Linked DNA regions of Homo sapiens: region 2 is linked to region 1. A link is an interaction called in ENCODE POLR2A ChIA-PET data of the cell type or tissue named here. Cell type or tissue: A673. All regions are shown on one strand.

Region 1 (5,000 bases):
TAAGTGATCCTCCCACCTCAGCCTCCCAAGTAGCTGAGAACACAGGCATGTGCTACCATGCCTGGCTAATATTTTTTTTTTTTCCCTTGTGGAGTCGAGGTCTCACCATGTTGCCCAGGCTGGTCTGAAACTCCTGAGCTCAAGTGATCCACCCGCCTCGGCCTCCCAAAGTGCTGGGATTACAGGCATGAGCCACCATGCCTGGCCCAGAATTTTTTTTTTTTTTTTTGAGACGGAGTCTTGCTCTGTCGCCCAGGCTGGAGTGCAGTATCGCGATGTTGGCTCACTGCAAGCTCCGCCTCCCGGGTTCACGTCATTCTCCTGCCTCAGCCTCCCAAGTAGCTGGGACTACAGGCGCCCGCCACAACGCCTGGCTAATTTTTTTTTTTTTTTGTATTTTTTAGTGGAGATGGGGTTTCACCATGTTAGCCAGGATGGTCTCGATCTCCTGACCTCGTGATCCGCCTGCCTTGGCTTCCCAAAGTGCTGGGATTACAGGCGTGAGCCACCGTGCCCGGCCCAGAATTTTTTAAAGTAACAAAATTTAATGGACACTGCCAAAGCTTTACCCTCCCTCCGTCCCTTCTACTGCCTCTCCTCCTTAGAGATAGCCACTCTTTTGATTCTGGTATGATTGTTCTCCTATATTCTTTTTTCTTATAAAAATATGTGCACATATCTGTAAAGAATAAACATGTGGTACACTCCTGTAGTCCCATCTACTCGGGAGGCTGTGGCAGGATGATCACTTGAGGTCAAGTGTTTGAGGCTAGCCTGGGCAATATAATGAGACCCCATCACTTAAAAAGGCGGGAGGGGTCACGGTGGCCTACACCTGAATACTAGGACTTTGGGAGGCCAAAATAAGAGGATCACTTGAGTTTAGGAGTTCAAGACCAGACTAGGCAACATAGTGAGACCCCATCTCTACAAAAAAAAAAAAAAAATTAGCTAGACGTGGTGGCGCATGCCTGTTGTCCCAGCTACTTGGGAGGCTTAGGTTGGAGGATCACTTGAACCTGGGAGGTCAAGGCTGCAGTGAGCCATTGATCATGCCACTGCACTCCAGCTTGGGCAACAGAGCAAGACCCTGTCTCAAAAATAAATAAATAAATAAGTAAATGGTATGGCTTTGTGTAGTTAGGACATTTATGAATGTTGTCATACTGTGCTTTGCAACTTGTTTTTTTAGTGCAACGGTATATTTTTGAGGTTTAGCCATGTGATTTCTTTCTTCCTTTTTTAAAATAGAGACAGGGTCTTTCTCTGTTGCCCAGGCTGTTCTTGAACTCACGGCCTCAAGCAGTTCTTACACCTTGGCTTCTTAAAGTGCTGGGATTACAGGCCTGAGCCACCATGCCTGGCCCTATCTATGTGGATAGACAGAGATCTATTAACTGTGTATATTATGCCATTGTATAAACAAGGCACCATTTATCTGCTTACTTACTGATGGACTGTTGACTTCCTCTGCTTTTTAGAATTACGAACAGTACTACCAAGAGCATTCTTTTTCTATTTTTTTTTTTTTTTTGAGACTCCGTGCAGTGGCACAATCTCAGCTCACTGCAATCTCCGCCTCCCAGGTTCAAGCAATTCTTCTGCCTCAGCTTCCCATGTAGCTGGGACTACAGGTGTGCTCCACCACATCCAGCTAATTATTGTATTTTTAGTAGAGATGGGGTTTCACCATGTTGGCCAGGCTGTCTTGAACTCCTTACCTCAAGTGATCCGCCTGCCTCTGCCTCCCAAAGTGTTGGGATTACAGGCGTGAGCCACCATGCCCGGCCCCCAGTTTCTTTTAATTATTCACGGATCTGTTTCTCGGCTCTGTCTTCCATTCATGTATTTGTCTATCCAGACCATACCAATGCCATACTGGTTTAGTTACGATTTGATGAAGCAGTAAGCAACAGTGTAGGTTCTTGAGTCAGACTGTCCAAGTGGAATTCTGCCTCTATCACCTATTAGCTTTGTGCCTTTGAATGAGTTATTTCATCTGTTTGTACCTCAGAATTCTTATCTGTAAGTAGATTGTAATAGTACCTACCTCATGAGATTATTGAGGCTTCAGGAGGATGATCCAGTTATTAATATACTCAGAGCAATGCCTGGAATGTGGAAATGCTCAGTAAATGCTAGCTGTTTATATTCCTACTTGACATATAGTTCTCAAGGCTCTATATTTGACAGAGAATCTCCTTTATTCTTGTTTTGTTTTTAAACTTGTCTTAATTGTTCTTCTGTACTCTTTCTTATTAATTTTAGGAGCAACTTGTCAAGTTCTATAACAAAGCCTATTAGGAATTTTTTTTTTCTTTTGAGACATGTCTCACTCTGTCACCCAGGCTGGAGTGCAGTGGTGCGATCTCGGCTCACTGCAAGCTCCACCTCCTGGGTTCACGCCATTCTTCTGCCTCAGCCTCCCGAGTAGCTGGGACTATAGGCACCTGCCACCACGCCTGGCTAATTTTTTGTATTTTTAGTAGAGACGGGGTTTCACCGTGTTAGCCAGGATGGTCTCGATCTCCTGACCTCATGATCCGCCCACCTCGGCCTCCCAAAGTGTTGGGATTACAGGCGTGAGCCACCGCACCTGGCCAAGCCTATTAGGATTTTTATTACAATGTACTGACTGACAGCTTATTAGGTTAGAAAAATTGTCATATTGAGTCATTTCATCTTTGAATTTGATATATCTCATAATATATTGCTGAGCTTGAGAAGGAGAGTAGGAAGGATGAGGTTATGAGGTAACAGGGAGCCAGAACGCAGGGCCTGGCAGGCTGTGCCTGATAAAAAAGGCTTTGACTTTTATTCCTGGGAAGGTGAAGAGCTGCTGGCTCTGAGCAGAGGAGTGACATGATTATACCTACCTCTTAACAGGATTCTTTGATTCATAGTGTGCTGCTTTTGGGGTAAGAAAGGGAAGGATATATATGAATGTGTGTCTGTGTGTTTGTGGAGGGGGGGGGTGTGTGTGTCTGTTTGCTTATATTTTCAAGAAGGAATAATGGAAAAATAAATGAAAAACTTACCAAAAAATGGTTACCTATAGGAGGAGGGAGAGAAGGGTATAGGAATAAAGTACTTCTGTGAATTTACTTTGTTACATAGTTTTAACTTTGGAACTATGCATATATTTTATATAATTACAAAGCAAGAGTAAATAAAAAAACAATTGCCAGATTTTCAAAACAAACTGAAACGAACATATCAAGTTTGTGGCAATGACTACACAGAGAATAATTACTTCAAGTAACTTTAAAATACAATATTTTGACTGTTCACCCTGGTGGAATGTGTTAAAAGGACGTAATGAACTGCTAAGAAATCTAAAACCACATTCTTAGTAAAACAAGTGTTATTGTTGCTAGGAGGTTTGAAATTGTTACATTGAAAGTATTATAGTTACATTGTAAGATAAAGCAAATAATTATGGCAGTGTTGTTAGGAATAAAGATCTTCAATAGAAAAGAAAAGATTACAAGTATAAAAAGCAAAGAAATCTGCAATTGGAACTGTAAATATCAATATGGACTCTCTCTCTCTCTATATATATATGTGTGTGTGTGTGTGTGTGTGTGTGTGTTGTGTGTGTGTGTGTGTATATATATATATATATTTTTTTTTTTTTACCATAAATGCATTTCTGGTCTGGCGCGATGGCTCCCAGCACTTTGGGAGGCAGAGGCAGGTGGATCACCCGAGGTCAGGAGTTCGAGACTAGCCTGGCCAACATGGTGAAATCCCGTCTCTACTAAACATACAAAAAAATTAGCCGGGCATGGTGGTGGTGGGCACCTGTAATCCCAGCTACCTGGGAGGCTGAGCACGAGAATCACTTGAATCCAGGAAGCAGAGGTTGCAGTGAGCTGAGATTGTGCCAACTGCACTTCAGCCTGGGCGACAGGGTGAGACCCTGTCTCAAAAAAAAAAAAAAAAAAAAAAAAAGCATTAGAAGCAGTGACAGTAATATAGCATTTAGTATCCCCAGTGCCCAAGTTGTGGTCTTAACTATTTCCCACTAATAGGAACCAGGGCTTTTTAGAGAAATGGCTGATTATAGGTCCGGGGCAGGAAATAGACAAGATACACCTAGGACTAAGGAACTTAACAAAAGCTAATGGAATTGTGTCAGAAGGACTCAGGAACCAATTTGGAAGGGTTCCCAGGGCTTAAGATAGAAAAGTTTGAGCATCAAAAAACAATAAGCTAGGCATAGTGGTGCCTGTAGTCCCAGCTACTCAGGAAGCTGAGGCAGGAGGATCACTTGAGCCCAGTAGATTGAAAACATCAAATACATAAAAATTCATGCATTTGAAATAATTTTCAAAGAAAGTGGAACTCATCGGTCATGATTTTGGGTTGTTAGGGGAGTTAACTAAATTCTTTAAAAATTAAAGCATTTTAATTCTTTAAAAATTAAAGGCAAAAAATTAAGCATTTATCCCACCTTTCCTATATAAACTGTTAACTCCAAGAAACCAGAGGGTTAATGAGAGAGAAGCCTTCTTTATAGAAGAATTCCAGTTAATAAATGCTGAAGGAATACTAGAACTAGAAAATTGCTGTTTTGCCACCCCTAATGAGGACATAGATCTAGGAAGCCATCACTAGGTGAGAGGATGGTGGGAAAATATAGGAGAAATCTGGCTACCTGCCATCTGAATCCACCAAACAATCTTGGCATTGCTACAACTGTGGCAGCCAGACATGATGTGCCTCATGATACTATGTAAGGGGAAGTACCCAGCCACATTCATGAACTGTTCTTGCCTAAAAAATTGAACATGACTCCAAGCCTAATGCAAATCTCTCAGTTTATAGGAAATACAGGGGTCAGAGGAACAAGTTAAAGACACCTCGAGGTTACAGTCAGCCAAATCCAAAATGTAGGACATTTTATAGGATAGATGACTTGATTTCTCTAGTAGATTGATGGCATGAAAGAGAAAAAAAGCAGGAAGGGAAGTTGTCATATAAAACAGAACTTTAAG
Region 2 (5,000 bases), 270 kb before region 1:
TTTTTTTTGTATTTTTTTAGTAGAGATGGGGTTTCACCATGTTGGCCAGGCTGGTCTCAAACTCCTGACCTCAGGTGATCCACCCACCTTGGCCTCCCAAAGTTCTGGGATTACAGGTGTGAGCCACCATGCCTGGCCACTTTACTAAATAAATTTTAAAAGCTTTATCAGGGAAGAAAACTAGTGTCAATTCAACTAATCTGAGGTGAATCTGAATTCACTACACTCATAGAAAGGATAGAGAGATACATTTAATTCACTCTTTAAAATAGTTTACTGATAATGTTTGATCCCTTTCGTCCATTTAATAAGATAGATTGCTTTGTTTTTGCAATCACTCTCCTATCTCCCCACCCAAGCTTCTGATCCTCTGACTCTTGACTTGGTCTACCCTGTGAATTACACCCTAGAGTCTGTAAATTTATTCACACATATTCATACACAGATACGGTAGCATTTTAAAATTTGGCCAGGTATAGTGGCTCACACTTGTAAATCCCAGCACTTGGGAGGCCAAGGTGGGAGGATGAGCCCAGGAGTTTGAGACCAGCCTGGGCAACATAATAAGACCCTCATCTCTACAAAAAAAAAAAAATAGGTAGGTGTGGTGGCACTCATCTGTAGTCCCACCTACTGAGGTGGGAGGATCATTTGAGTTCAGGAGTTGGAGGCTGCAGTGACCTGTGATCATGCCACTGCACTCCAGCTTGGGCAACAAAGAGAGACCCTGTCTTAAAAAAAAAATTTATTTTTTTTGAGACAGAGTCTTGCTCTGTTGCCCAGGCTGGAATGCAGTGGCGCCATCTCGGCTCGCTGCAAGCTCCGCCTCCTGGGTTCACGCCATTCTGCCTCAGCCTCCCGAGTAGCTGGGACTACAGGCGCCCGCCACCACGCCCGGCTAATTTTTTGTATTTTGTTTAGTAGAGACGGGGTTTCACTGTGTTAGCCAGGATGGTCTCGATCTCCTGACCTCGTAATCCGCCTGTCTTGGCCTCCTAAGGTGCTGGGATTATAGGTGTGAGCCACTGCGCCTGGCCAAAATTTTTTTTTAATTTAACAATTCCAATATAATAGGGATTTTTAAATTTTATTAATTTTACAAATATTTTTGAGAATCTGCTACATGCTAAATATAGTTGTAGATACTGGGAATACATCTGTGAACAAAATATTTGAAATCTCTGCCCTCATGAAGCTTATATTCTAATTGGGAGAGACATGATAAACATGTAAAATATTAGGTAATCTTAAGCGTTATGCGAAAAAAAGTGAAGCAGAGTAAGGGAGAGAGTAACAGGGTGATATTCCACTTGCCAAAGAAAGCATATACTATTTTCAGGGAAGTAGTAGGATATTTCTATAGCAAAAAGCTGAAGGGGAAGGGCTCTTTGCACAATTTTTGGTGGGAGGGGTCCTATGTTTACTCTTACAGTGCAGCAGGAGACATATGATGTGCATTTTGTTTCATTACATAAAATACAGGCTTGAGGAAATGAGAGTAGTTTTAAATTTCAGAACAGCAGAAGGTTCTTTGAAGTTGGTCACTCAGCACGTAATGTATTGCCTTTGTATGCAGCGAGGGTTCATTTATTGATATCTGATGAAATGCTCCTCCTTAGATTTTGAAGGGCTACTTTTGCTGGATTGTAATACTTTTCCCTCTGATTACGGTAGAGACAGGCTATAACAGGCCAGCACTTGTACTAGTTTCAGATTATCTACCATGCCTATGTAGGGATGCTAGTATTTCTACCTCAGAAGCCCAAGGCTTCTTTACCTGTTGCTGTTGTCATCTAATTTTCCTATTTAAAAAATACTATTTTCCCTAACTTACCTTGATACTCAGCAAAACCATATTTTGTGTCATGTGTCTTATCAGGAACAGCACTGCCTAGAAAAGATACAAAGCCAGAAGATTTTTTTCAGCTTAGTCATGTCTATTTTTTCTCCCCTGTAACTAAGACATTTATCAGCATGATTGATTGGATTTTTTTAGGGGGCGAGGGAATGAAGGACTTGATTCTCAGTCCTTCAGAGATGTACTCTAACAGGTTCAGTACCTTCCTTCCTCAAGGCAATCAGATTTGGTTTAGAAATGTGCCTCTTGTCTTTTTCTGATGATCCAGATTTGAACTTTGCTCCATTTATTGGGGCAAGATGGCCATATTTTATGGCCTGTAGTTAGCGCAGACTTCAGATTTCTTCTGAAAATATCACGGCAATAATAATGTGATACAGTGCTACTCAAATACTTAAATTTTGAGTTGTTTATATCCTTGAAGACAACATTGTGAAACATAATACTCATATCCTCAGTTTCGTATTAGATGATTACTAATCCAGAGACAAAGCTGTGCGATGAAATCAGGAAATATTCTCCAGAGTGTTTCCCAAGAAGGATGGGCACTTCATTTTGTTAACAGGATATGTTAGTGAGTGAACTCTAATAAGGAAGTTATAAAGCTGTTAAAAGGCTTAAGAATCCTTTTTTGTCAGCAAAAGAGGGCCAAAGTGTTGGTAAAAATCTTTGGAATAAGACCTAATGAGTTGGCTCCAGCAATTCACTTTATATGATGTGCTGTAGAAGTAGCTACTGAAATTGTGCTCAATATTTTGGTGTATAATTACAAACTGAGCAGGAATGGTTTTATGCAGCTTGTTAGGGAAATAATATTCTAGTCAAAATATGTAAACACCAAGGCTGTTTCTTTGAAGTGTAGCCTTCAAAGAGTTAGGTTATATCCATTTTGTGTATGCTTGGTACATAGTTTAGTTTTAATAAATGCTTGAAATAAAGGGGAAAAGCAGAGTACCATGTAAGGAAAAGCAGTCTAATGAGCCGACAGAGAGAACAGATTTTTTTTAGGGTAAACTACAGAATAGCCAAGAAGGCTTGTCAATCACAGGTTGCTTTCAGAAATAAGACATTCCACACTGGAAACTAAGGAGCCACAAAGGCAGAGAACTTGGGAACATGTCACTGGTGTTGAGAAATAAAAGGAAGAATAAATTCTGAATGAGAGTGGATTTTGATTTAGCTTAGATAACATGGTTTTCACATTGATGAAAACAGTCTTCAGTGTCACAGGAAGAATGCAGAAACTACAAACTTAATTGGTTCATAAGGCTAGACTGTCAATATAAAAGGTGAATTCACCCAGTAAGCTACAATTATGCCTCTCTTGGAAGGGGATCTGATATTCTCCAATTTCAGTAAACTGGATTTGCAGTTTTAAAATGTATTAACACCCAGTATGAGCTTAGTACTGACTTTTAAAGTAGGAGAAGCAGTATACCAAATAATTTATGAGCGTAGGCTTTGGGGTTTTTTTTTGTTTTTGTTTTTGTTTTTGAGACAGAGTCTCGCTCTGTCGCCCAGACTGGAGTGCAGTGGTGCGATCTTGGCTCACTGCAACCTCCGCCTCCCAGGTTCAAGCGAGATTCTCTTGCCTCAGCCTCCCGAATAACTGGGATTACAGGCACCCGCCACCACGCCCAGCTATTTTTTGTATTTTTAGTAGAGATGGGGTTTCACCATGTTGGCCAGGCTGATCTCAAACTCCTGACCTCGTGATCCACCCACCTCAGCCTCCCAAAGTGCTGGTATTATAGGCATGAGCCACCACGCCCAGCCGAGCGTAGCCTTTGAAAATACTTGGGTTCTAGTCTTAGCACTGCACTATGATCTTAGTTCCTTGCCTACTAACAAAGGAAAAAAAAAACTTTTTAAATGTTTAAAAAGATCTTAGGTAAGTTACTTAGCATCTATAATTTTAAGCTTTCTTAGCCTGTTATCATAGTGGTTAAGAATGCAGGCACCAACATGAGGATTCAAATCCCAGCTCTGTTGCTTCCTAGCTATGTCATCTTAGGCAAGCTACTAAACTATGGCTCAGTTTCCTCATATGGAGGGAGGCAGAGAGAGAGAGAAAAATTACCAAAATCATTGGATTGTTGACATTCATTGATCCCTGAATAAATGTTAGCTGTTATCAGGAATTTTTGTGAGTACCTCCTAACTTGTAAGTACTAGGTATAGGCCAGGCATGGTGGGTTTTGCCTATAATTCCAACATTTTGGGAGGCTGAGGCAGGAGTATTGCTTGAGGTCAGAAGTTCAAGACCAGCCTGGGCAACATAGTGAGACCCCCATCTCTGCAAATAAAAGAATCAGCTGGGCATGGCAGCACAGACCTGTAGTCCCCGCTACTTGGGAGGCTGAGGTGGGAGGATCTCTTGAGCCCAAGAGTTCAAGGCTGCAGTGAGCTATGATCATGACACTGCACTCCATCCTGGGGGACAGAGTGAGACCCCATCTCTAAAGATAATTTTTTTTTCTTTTATGAGACAGGATCTCGCTTTGTCACCGAGGCTGGAGTGGCATGATCATGGCTTACTGTAGCCTCAGGCTCTGGAGCTCAAGCCGTCCCACCTCAGCTCTCCTGAATAGCTGGGACCACAGGTGCATGCCACCATGCCCAGCTAATCTTGCTTATTTTTTATAGAGATGAGGTCTCACTATACCCAGGCTGACCTCAAACTCCTCGACTCAAGTGATCCTCCTGCCTCAGCCTCCCAAAATTTGGCGATTATAGGCGTGAGCCACTGCACCCAGCCTAAGAGTAAATAAATTTATAAAAGAAGTACTGGGTATAATTGCTATCTTTCAAGAAACTGACATTCTGGTTATAAAGATCAGGCTAACACATATGAAAATAAAATCAATATAGGGCATTATATAAGTAAGTGTTAAAGAGTGTGATATAGACAATAAAGTTTTATTCATTAAATGAATATTGCCTACCGTGCACCAGGTAGGCAGCAGTGAGTACTGAGGATACAACAGTGAATCCTACACAGTTCCCATTCTCAGGAAGCTCACAATCTTGTGATAAAGCAGATATTAATATTAGTAGATGGGTAGTAGAATCATATAACACAGTGAAATAAATGCTACAGTGAGAATTAGAACTGGGAGCTGTGGGAGCTCACAGGAGAGGC

What was found. ChIA-PET counts read pairs that join two places held together with the same protein. Peaks named below come from ENCODE experiments on the same cell type or tissue, not always from the same donor. Only the 100,000 strongest peaks of a DNase experiment are listed, where the experiment ranks them.
Region 2: POLR2A ChIA-PET joins it to region 1 with 7 read pairs; 2 of 35 experiments call an interaction of 5 or more read pairs at or near these places.

What each region holds. Positions count from the first base shown.
Region 1 is chr22:31,564,603-31,569,602 of GRCh38, forward strand. All of the region lies in intron 8 of SFI1 (SFI1 centrin binding protein), which reads left to right. Among named protein-coding and RNA genes, the nearest start is that of MIR7109, 54 kb to the right of the region's middle. In A673, no CTCF peak of the experiment used is centred here; no DNase peak of the experiment used is centred here.
Region 2 is chr22:31,294,107-31,299,106 of GRCh38, forward strand. It overlaps LOC105372997 (a long non-coding RNA gene), which reads right to left. Exons shown (of 4, transcript XR_001755493.3): 2 at 1,835-1,891. Among named protein-coding and RNA genes, the nearest start is that of PIK3IP1, 4.1 kb to the left of the region's middle. RefSeq lists an enhancer at 1,385-1,434. In A673, no CTCF peak of the experiment used is centred here; no DNase peak of the experiment used is centred here; H3K27ac peaks cover 651 bases.